Regions from separate parts of the Homo sapiens genome. Here region 2 is linked to region 1. A link is an interaction called in ENCODE POLR2A ChIA-PET data of the cell type or tissue named here. Cell type or tissue: PC-3. All regions are shown on one strand.

The links. Peaks named below come from ENCODE experiments on the same cell type or tissue, not always from the same donor. Only the 100,000 strongest peaks of a DNase experiment are listed, where the experiment ranks them.
Region 2: POLR2A ChIA-PET joins it to region 1 with 23 read pairs; 1 of 35 experiments calls an interaction of 5 or more read pairs at or near these places.

The regions. Positions count from the first base shown.
Region 1 is chr13:30,188,616-30,193,615 of GRCh38, reverse strand. No RefSeq gene overlaps it. Among named protein-coding and RNA genes, the nearest start is that of LINC00385, 37 kb to the right of the region's middle. In PC-3, no CTCF peak of the experiment used is centred here; a DNase peak (open chromatin) is centred at 1,955.
Region 2 is chr13:29,711,210-29,716,209 of GRCh38, reverse strand. No RefSeq gene overlaps it. Among named protein-coding and RNA genes, the nearest start is that of SLC7A1, 120 kb to the right of the region's middle. In PC-3, a CTCF peak has its summit at 2,184; a DNase peak (open chromatin) is centred at 2,159; H3K27me3 peaks cover 2,463 bases.

The sequences.
Region 1 (5,000 bases):
CTTAGCATGATTTCTTTGACAGCTGTTGATGGAGAGCTCTGTGAGGACGAGGAGCGCTCTCATTGTTGCCTCCTCCACAGGGTTTTGCAAGTTGTAGGTGCTCAAATCCCCGATGGGAAATGAGAACCTTAGCATACAAAAAAAAAAAAAAAAAAAAAAAACCTCCTTTCTTCACTAGGACCCTGTATGCAAAGCAGTTCCGAAGAGCACTGATAGGAAAAACTGAATTCACTGCATGATGACAACAGAGCTGGGATTCAAAATCAGCTCCTAAGCAGTAATCTGGAGCAAAGTCATTGTCTAGTCTGTGGACATGATCAAGATGCATACAAAATTCAATTTTCTTTCATATTTTGTAGCTTGAAGGTGCCTTATATTGATTTCTGTTTTTTGCTTTGCTTTGTTTTGTTTTGTTTTATTTTGTTTTGAGATGGAGTCTCACTCTGTTGCCCAGGCTGGAGTGCGATGGTGCGATCTCAGCTCACTGCAACCTCTGCCTCCCTGTTTTGAGCGATTCTCCCGCCTCAGCCTCCCGAGTAGCTAGGATTACAGGCACCCACCATCACACACGGCTAATTTTTGTAGAGATGGGGTTTCACCACGTTGGCCAGGCTGGTCTCAAACTCCTGACCTCGGGTGATCTGCATGCCTTGGCCTCCCAAAGTGCTGGGGTTGCAGGCGTGAGCCACTGCACCCGGCTGATTTCTGTTTACTGAGTCCCTGATAAAACTGCTTTGCTTGCTTTCTCAAGAGGGAAGGTGGCTGCCCCACAGCAGCAGGTCCTGCAGCCATGCTGACTTGGCAAAAGCATTCCTCTCAGTGCTTTAATATTTACCTGCCGTGGATGATGATACAGCTGCCGGTCACAATATCTTTTCAGTGCTACATTTCCCTCCATTTTTCCAGGCCCACATCTGGTCTTAGCCCATCTTGAAGTTGTCTATGAGGTAGAATTTGTTCCACTTGTGAACTGAGCCTATTTTGAAACTCAAAAGGTGCTTCCTAATTTGCAGTTGTATATTAGATTCACACATCTCAGATTGAAATTCGCACAATGTGTTTTGCATTACTCACACTTAATAGTAATTTCTTTTGGCTATTGCCCTCAGGCTGTATGAGAAAAAAATAGATTTGAGCTTTTTATTTTGACTGTGTTCACAGACTGTAAATCTAATTAGTTCTCTGGGATTTTTTCTCTTAAAGTCACAGGCACATTGCTCTCTGGACAAAGACTGATAAACAGGGGCAGGTTTAGGTAAGACTAACCATGTTCGTCTTACCTAAATTGTCCTGGCATTTCACTTGGAAAATTCATCTCTTTTTCCTGCCCTAATTTGCTGCATCAGGTTGATGTGTGTTGCCGGTAGATATGGTACCCACCTGTGAAATGGTGAGGAAAATTATGTCCAGATTAGGTAATGCTTTCAGATTCCTCTATTACAGATTATTGACTCCAGTGTTTCTCAGACTGAGCTAGAGAGTTCATTTGTTCTGGGAGAAATTTTTAAATGACTTGTGTTTTGATTCAGAGCAGCAACCACAAGAAATATGAACACAGTCTGGCCCATGGCGATGACCTCTCCGAATTGAGATTCAAGGTCACATGACTTGGCTCCAGGGATAGGACCAAAGTCTGCAACTTAGAGGATTCAGTAATTAAGGAGTGGCCTGGGTTTTCCAGATGATGAGTCCAGAGTCCTCCTTTGGCCGATTGAATTCTAACTGGAGATATGGTGAATGAGGGGCATGGCCATGACAACTGTGTCATGCCAGCCCCAAATTCCTGTGGGAAGCAGCTGGCACTACATATTTGGATAGTTGTGTATCATTGGTGTCCATGGTTCTTTTGAAATGGCAAGGCTTCTGCTGCCAGGAGCTCTCATTCTGAGGGTGTGTGTCGGTCAAGCCATCCCTGTCATTCTTTGTATCACATATGCCCAGTGAAGGGTGATGAGTCAGCCAGCTTCCTCTAAGTAAGACTGAGCTAATCAAATAACCCCAAGATCCCAGTGGTTTGAATGAAAAAGGTATTTCTTGTTCACATACATATGTCACCTGCAGTTCTGCTATGGCTGTGATTTTGCTCTGCGCATCATCTCATTTTGAGAACCAGGATGTCTTCAGTAATCTCTATTCTGGTGGCATAGGAAAAAGAGCAAGAGGGCTCAGCAACATTCAGGGGCTCTAAGACTTCTCTTCGATGTGCCATATGTCACTTCTGCTCGGGTTCCATTGGCCAAAACAAGTCATACAGCCAAACTTCCTGTCATTAGAACCAGGAAATGTTACTCTCTTTGCAAGGCTTCCCATGGCAGTGGGTGATGTGCCATCCTCTACCAGGGAGGGAGACTGTGTGGTTGAGAACAATAACACGCTCTACTCTGGGGCATCCGGCTCCTGTGCACCTCACAGCCAGCCAATTGCCCACCACTCTGGTTGACTGGGCTATTCAGTTTGAATTCCTGTTTTTCATTTACATTTTTTCTTATTTGGGAGTTTCAGAATTGGAAAGTCGGAAAGCTTTAGGGTTGGGTGGACATTTAGAGATCTTATCTAGTGCTCTGGCTTTTCTTTTTTCTTTTCCTTTTTTTTTTTTTTTTTTTTTTTTGAGACAGAGTCTGGCTCTGTTGCCCAGGCTGGAGCGCAATAGTGTAATCTCTGCTCACTGCAACCTCCGCCTCCCAGGTTCAAGCAATTCTCCTGCCTCAACCTCTCGAGTAGCTGAAATTACAGGCACCCACCACCACACCCGGTTCATTTTTGTATTTTTAGTAGAGGCAGGGTTTCACCACGTTGGCCAGGCTGGTCTCAAACTCCTGACATCACGTGATCTGCCGGCCTCAGCCTCCCAAAGTGTTGGGATTACAGGCGTGAGCCACCACCCCTGGCCTGCTCTGGCTTCTCTAGTAGGGGAACTGAGGCCTAGTGAGGTGATTGGCTCCAGATCACACAACAGGACTTCACTGCAGTACTTTCTTCATAACATCAGCTTGGGAAAATAAAATGTTAGAGAAGAATTGCTACTTTCCCAATTGGAAAATAAAATGCTCAATTGTTCCTGATATCTTACCCCTTTCTGGGAGAGAAATAAAACACAACCTGAGTGGTCAGTTTCAGAAGGAAAACTTGCTCACATTTTCCCTAAGTGATGGGTGTTAGGAAAGCAATCTGATTAAACTTTATTATGCATTTTGAGATTCTAGCATTTTATGTATCCTACGTACATAAGTCATTTTGACTTCCCCAATCTTTTCTCTCTCTGGCTGCAATTTCTAACTATCTCTATGTACAAAATCTATACACATAATGGTTTTCAACCAGGGGGATTATTAGAACAACTTGGGGAGCTTTAAAAAATACACATGCTTGGCCGGAAGCGGTGGCTCACGCCTCTAATCCCAGCACTTTGGGAGGCCAAGGTGGGCAGATCGCAAGGTCAGGAAATCGAGACCATCCTGGCTAACAGGGTGAAACCCTGTCTCTACTAAAAAAAAAAATACAAAAAATTAGCCGGGTATGGTGGCACGCTCCTGTAGTCCCAGCTACTCGGGAGGCTGAGGCAGGAGAATCACTTGAACCCAGGAGGCAGAGGTTGCAGTGAGCCAAGATTGTGCCACTGCACTCCAGCCTGGGCAACACAGTGAAACTCCGTCTTAAAAAAATGGCCGGGCGCCGTAGCTCACGCCTGTAATCCCAGCACTTTGGGAGGCTGAGGCGGGTGGATCATGAGGTCAGGAGATTGAGACCATCCTGGCTAACACGGTGAAACCCCGTCTCTACTAAAAATACAAAAAACTTAGCCAGGCGTGGTGGCCGGCGCCTGTAGTCCCAGCTACTCGGGAGGCTGAGGCAGGAGAATGGCGTGAACCCGGGAGGCGGAGCTTGCAATGAGCCGAGATTGTGGCACTGCACTCCAGCCTGGGCAACAGAGCGAGACTCCGTCTCAAAAAAAAAAAAAAATATATATATATATATATACACACACACACACACACGCTTAAACCCCTTAAACCCCTTTCCTTGAGATCGATCTGGTAGGTTTGGGGGCATCTGAAGTTTTGAAGATCTTCCTGGGTGATTTGAATCGACATCCCTGGCAAAGAACTCTTGCATAGGAAAGCCTGCTTTGTTGCTTGCCTTAATAGATGGAGGTACTTACTTTTCATGTTAGTTTCTTAATAATACTAGAATCGGTTTCCCAGGAGCTAATTCTTTAGTTTATTTTCTCTTAAATTGAACAAGTATTCTTAGATTCTGTGATCCCTGCCCAAATTTCTAGCTTGTAAATTCAGCCACTTCCAGGGATTGGAAACACTTGGACAAAGATACACTATAATCCTTGGAATTTCTTGGTTTAAAAAAGGGGAGAAGTTACCCCTAAACCTGGCCCTAATTCCCTCCCCTGTGTCCCATCTTCCTTCTTTTCAGACCTCTTTTTATTCAAGTCTACCCCAGGGATTTTTGTCTGTGTAGGGAAATTATTTCAATTTTTGTGAATGTCTCATTCCTATTTAATTTCCATGTAGCACTACCATGACAGTGCATATCATTAAAATGTATTAATTACTTTGCTGTACATTTTATTTAATTTCTAATGCTGAACTCCGTGTGTTGCCCTGATACCATGTCTGTCTGCCCACAAATTAAGAAAACAAATGGGGACAGTTGTCTGCTAACATATTATTTGTGTTTGACAGTTTGGCACCATGCAATAAAGCCCAAGCGTAAACAAAAATTCTGAGTTTGCTGGCATGGCCAGAGCCAGGTAGTTGGGTAGTCTCACTTCACATTTTGATTTCAAATCAATTTCCATCTTCCCAGCCCTTTACCAGAATAGGAGTATGTGTTTCTTTGGGGACAGAAGAAAGCTCTTTGCCAAGGCACTTGGTAACACCTCCAGTGATGTCTTTGTGGACAGGTAGAGAAATGCAACTTAGATGATAGGTGGGTTCTTGACTGGTTGAATGATGGCATCAAAGGATATTAGTTAATGGACCTAT
Region 2 (5,000 bases), 480 kb after region 1:
AGACATCAACAAACTTACAAAACAGATTGTATGAAATCTTTTATGCCTCCTTTTTCATAAATGTTTGGCTTTTAAAAAGCAAACATGTAGCAGAATTTGATCTGAGATTTGCTTTAACTAAAACCTGGTAGCCAGGCTGCAGGGAGTTCTAATCTGCTCCCAACAACACCCACCACAGAGACCCTAAGAGCTGGGCATGACCAATAGTTTGCCTTTTATCGGTTTACATGAGATTCAGACCAATTAAGGGGTTTCTGTGTTTAGAAAAAGCTTGGCAAGAAGGAATTTATATGGTTCCTTTTGAGTTTCCATGAGTCTCCTGCTGACTCTCTTTGAGGGAGTTCATGCTCTGCCTTGCACAAGGATCTCCTGTAAAGACATCAGAATACAATCACCCTTTGGGTCAAATGGCCTTCAAATGATATCCACATGGAGCTCCAGGAAATCAGCCCTTGGGGACTGACTTCAAGATGGATCCTTCCTGATCCATGTTCTACACAGTGATAAACAGCCAGGTTCCAGATCCTGCAAACATTTGCCTAATGTGCAGGAGGCAATGTCATTTACGTTTTCTCATTTATTCTTCAAAGAAGCCCTGTGAGATAGTTATTATTGTCTTTATTTTGCAGATGAGGAAACTGAAGGCTGAGTAAAAGATTTGTCCAGGGACTCACACTAGTAAAAGACAGAGTTAAGACTCAAGACAGGTCTTCCAGGCTCACTTCCCACAGCAGCAGTTTCTACATCTGACACTGATGGTTTTGTCGACAAGCCTCTTTCTTCCCTGTTGCTTCCTGACAACGACTTACACTATTCCAAGAGTGCTCACAGTCAAAAGAAACCCAGACTAAGCAAGACTGTATTCAGACTGAAGGACATTCCTTAAAGCCACAGGAAGGTGTTTAAAATCCAGAGTCCAGAATAGGGAAGTCCACGGGGTTCCTCACTCTTCGATAGGACAGCTGGGAAGCCCAGGAGAATGGCATTAGTGTGGACTGATGGTTGAGGCCCAAGAGCTCCAGCTCTGAAGCTGATGTGAGGCCTGCCCCATGCCAGCTTATAGCTCACACTTCAACCAATCAATCACACTCCATGTGATTGTTCTTCAGGGAGACAGTAAAATCTCAGATATGCTTTATTCTGGATGAAATGTTGGGCCACAAGTCTGGAAGACTGTCATCTTGTCACAGTTTAGCCGGTGGCTCCATCCTGGGCACTCACCCCCTATCAGCCTTGAGCACTTTGGCAGGAGATGCACAAATATTTAGAGCAGTGTAGAGGACTGGCTTTCCCCAACAGAGGAGGCCTCCAACCACGGTGTCAGCGATTGCAGGCCTTACAGTTCTATGGCTGGGCGTGCTGGTGGCTGCAGTTTAATAAGGGGATAGACTTGGCCATTTACAAAATGTGTCTCTAGGATTCTGTACATCATTGACTCCTGCCCCGAGTGACCAAAGATGATCCCTGCTCCCCATAGGCTTACTGCCAAGCACAGGACAGCAGGCAGGAACGATTACTGCCTTCTCGCATTACTCGTGGTAAATCTGGTACCTCTGGGTGCAAGGAGCTGAGGACAAAGAACTTCAAGCACTCAGGAATAGGAGAGGTTGCTTCTGGCTGGGCAGGTCGGGGAGGTAGCCAGGGGACCCTGGGGTGGGTGTTGAAAATTATCCTGGGAAAGAGTCCCCGAGGATTCCCCTTGAAATGCCTAAGCAGTCATCTTCACTTCAGCCAAGCCCAGGCAGTGAGGCAAAACCATTTCTCTTATTTTGCTTTCTCCCATGGTCAAAGCCTGAAAATGCAGGGGTCATTCTCAAGTGGCCCTTGCTATGGAGCTGAGGACCCTGAGTAGCAGAGGCTGATGTACCAGAGACATGTATAGCCTCACAGGTGGCAGGGACCGGAGAGAGCCAAATGCTTATGCCCAAAGGCTACAGTAAGAAACATTGACTGTGACTGTTCCTTCAGTCCAAAGTTAACACTGATCAGCAGGTACCTGAGGTCTGAAAGCCATTTTATTAACCCAGACACAGTTTAGGTATGAGGCATGTGAGGTGTAAGAAGTGTGCTTACGATTTTTAAAGACTCCCTTGAGGAGTCCAGGAGGCTTGGCTAACAGGAATTCCTTCTGAATTGCATGGGAGTCAGCATTTACCTGCAATTCCAGATCTTCCCCACTAGAGTGCAGCAGTGCACAGCCAGCTCTGACTTCAGAAATCACTTTAATTTGGAATTCATTTATTAATAGAAATCTGTATACTTGTCTTTACAAGAAAAAGAAAAGGCATGGGCTGAGGCACACGTACCATAAAGACAAAATCCAGAAGTATATTACTTTAGGAACCAAAGTTATGTAACCCTTTTAAGCCTCCGTGAATCTGAGCTTGCAGGGGTTTGTGAGAAAGAAAGCAGAGCTTCTCAATTTTTCATGCTCATACAAGTCACCTGGACATCTTGTTAAATGCAGATTCTGATTTGGGAAGTGAGGGCTGAGAATCTGTGTTTCTAACATGCTCCGGGTGATGCTGCTAGTCCGTGAACCCCACAGACTTTCAGGAGCAAGTGATCAGAGCACTGTCTTATCCAGGGTCTTCACACATGCTGTTGCCTCCCACAAGGAGGGTCCCCACTTTGTGGCACAGAGTAAAAGTTTATTAAGCAATATCAAATGTATATTATGTCCCTCAAGGTGCAGACATGCACTGTCTGAGGAAAGCCCAAGCAGAAGGCAAATCCAGGATTGGCAGAGCCAGACCAAAACCTTTCTATATGTTCCCCTTGGGGAAAAAGAGGAGGAAATTGCACTTTTTATGAACGAGTTTAGCCTGGCTTCCTTTTGATTCCACACTCATTATGTACTACCTGTAGTATTTAATATAGTTAATGTAATGTTGATCATGAATAAAGCAGAGGGAGTTTTAGAAGGCTTGACCTTCAGGGTTAACCTATGGTGGTGGGACAATTGTTGGTGACATTGGATCCTTCTCTTACTCAGGCCTTCAAACCAATGGCTCCTCTGGGGTGACTTCGGTCAAGGTGAGACTGGTTTTGTCCTCTCTGTCCTCAGGTTTGACCAGGGGCTCTTCATGCTGCCCACAGGATGCGTGTAGAGTGCTCCATCTGGCCTCCAGGTTCTATGGCTCCTCCCTCTCCTCGATCCCCTGGACTTTCATTGGACTCTTCATACCTGGGAACCAGGTGGAGCAGTCTGCATGCAACCTATGGGGTAGTGTGAAGAGCACTTGTCTTTGGAGCCAAGAAGCCTGGAGATAACGGGAGACCATGCCACCAGGTGGCTAGCATTTGGCAGTTGGAGATGCCCTCTATTGACATCACCTGGGTGCTTGTTTAAAATGTGGCTTTATGGGACTCATTGAATTAAGACCCCTGGAAGTGGATTAGAGAGCCCCCCATCCCACCTTTTTTTGTGAGACAGTCTCACTCTGTTGCCCAGGCTGGAGTGCAATGGTGCAATCTCAGCTCACTGCAACCTCTCCCTCCCAGGTTCAAGCAATTCTCCTGCCTCAGCCTCCCAAGTAGCTGGGATTACAGGTACCCACCACAACGCCCGGCTAATTTTTTGTATTTTTAGTAGAGACAGGGTTTCGCCATGTTGGTCAGGCTGGCCTCGAACTCCTGCCCTCAGGTGATCCACCCGCCTTGGCCTCCCAAAGTGCTGGGATTACAGGCATGAGCCACCACACCCAGCCTAGATAGCCCTTTTGCATACTGAATTTTGAGACTTGCTTCTCAGCAGGAAGCCAGGGATCCCTTTGGGAGAGCATGAATGGCAAAGAGGTACCTGCCTTTGGCTCTGGAAGTGATGGGCAACTTTCCCATGAGCAAGGAACCCTGGAGCACTTGTATTTTTGCCCCAGTGGCAAGAACACCTGCTCTGTAAGGACTCCACTGAGTCCCAGCTAAGGGGCTTGTTTCTTTCCCTGGTGGGGTGAAGGGAGCAGCTTTTCCTCCTTAAAATGCCATACCCATTTCATTGGTGCTGCTGCCTTTCCTGGACCTTTAAGATGAGGCAAGAGATAACGGTCTTAAACATGCTACACACCTTGAAAATACGGAGGACTCTGTACAAATAGCACCCTGTAAACCAAAAATAAAATATAAGGCCCCCCAACTGACTCAATGGACCTCTCCTCTCAGCCAAGGGGATTCCAAAGTAAACCTGAAAAACTAGTTTAGGCCATGATGGGAAGGGGGGCAGTGGTTAGATACGCTTCATTATACTCTCCTGCCTTTGGAATTCAGGAACAACTGACCAGCATTAAATTAAAACAAAGATCTTAAGATTAACGAAACAGACTCTTGGTAGCAATAAGTTACCAAATTCCAACCTGACTCTAGCATAACATCACATGACAGATAGCAGGCCCTGAAAAAAATCAAAGTATTTTCCCTTTAAATGTATTTCTTGGACATATTTTGAAACGGCACTGCAAAGCTGTCTCTTGGGGAAATTTACATTCTCCCCTTTCCAGGTCTTTTTCTGATCCTGGAGAGATTAGCTGAGAGTCTAGCATCTTTGAAAAGTCTGAGTAGGAAGCATTTGCCATCTATTGCCTCTAAGGGCAGCTACCTATAGGACTTTACAGAATAAGAACTTTGGTCTCCACAACCCTTTATCTTAACCGAGACACTCCTTTCTATTGATTCCAGGTCTTTAGATAATAACTTAATTCTCTCGACCAATTGCCAATCAGGAACTCTTTGAATCTACCTGTGACCTGTAAGCCCCTGCTCCAAGTTGTCCTGTCTTTCCAGACCGAACCAACGTACACCTTACATGTATTGAATGATGTCTGCCTATAACTTCTCTTTCCCTAAAATGTAGGAAATCAAGCTAGAACCCTACCACCTTGGGCACATGTTCTTAGGACCTCCTGGAGCTGTATGTCACGGGTCATGGTCCTCACATTTCGCTCAGAATAATTCCCTTCAAATTATTTTACAGAGTTTGGCTTTTTCAACAACAACTTGAACCAGCA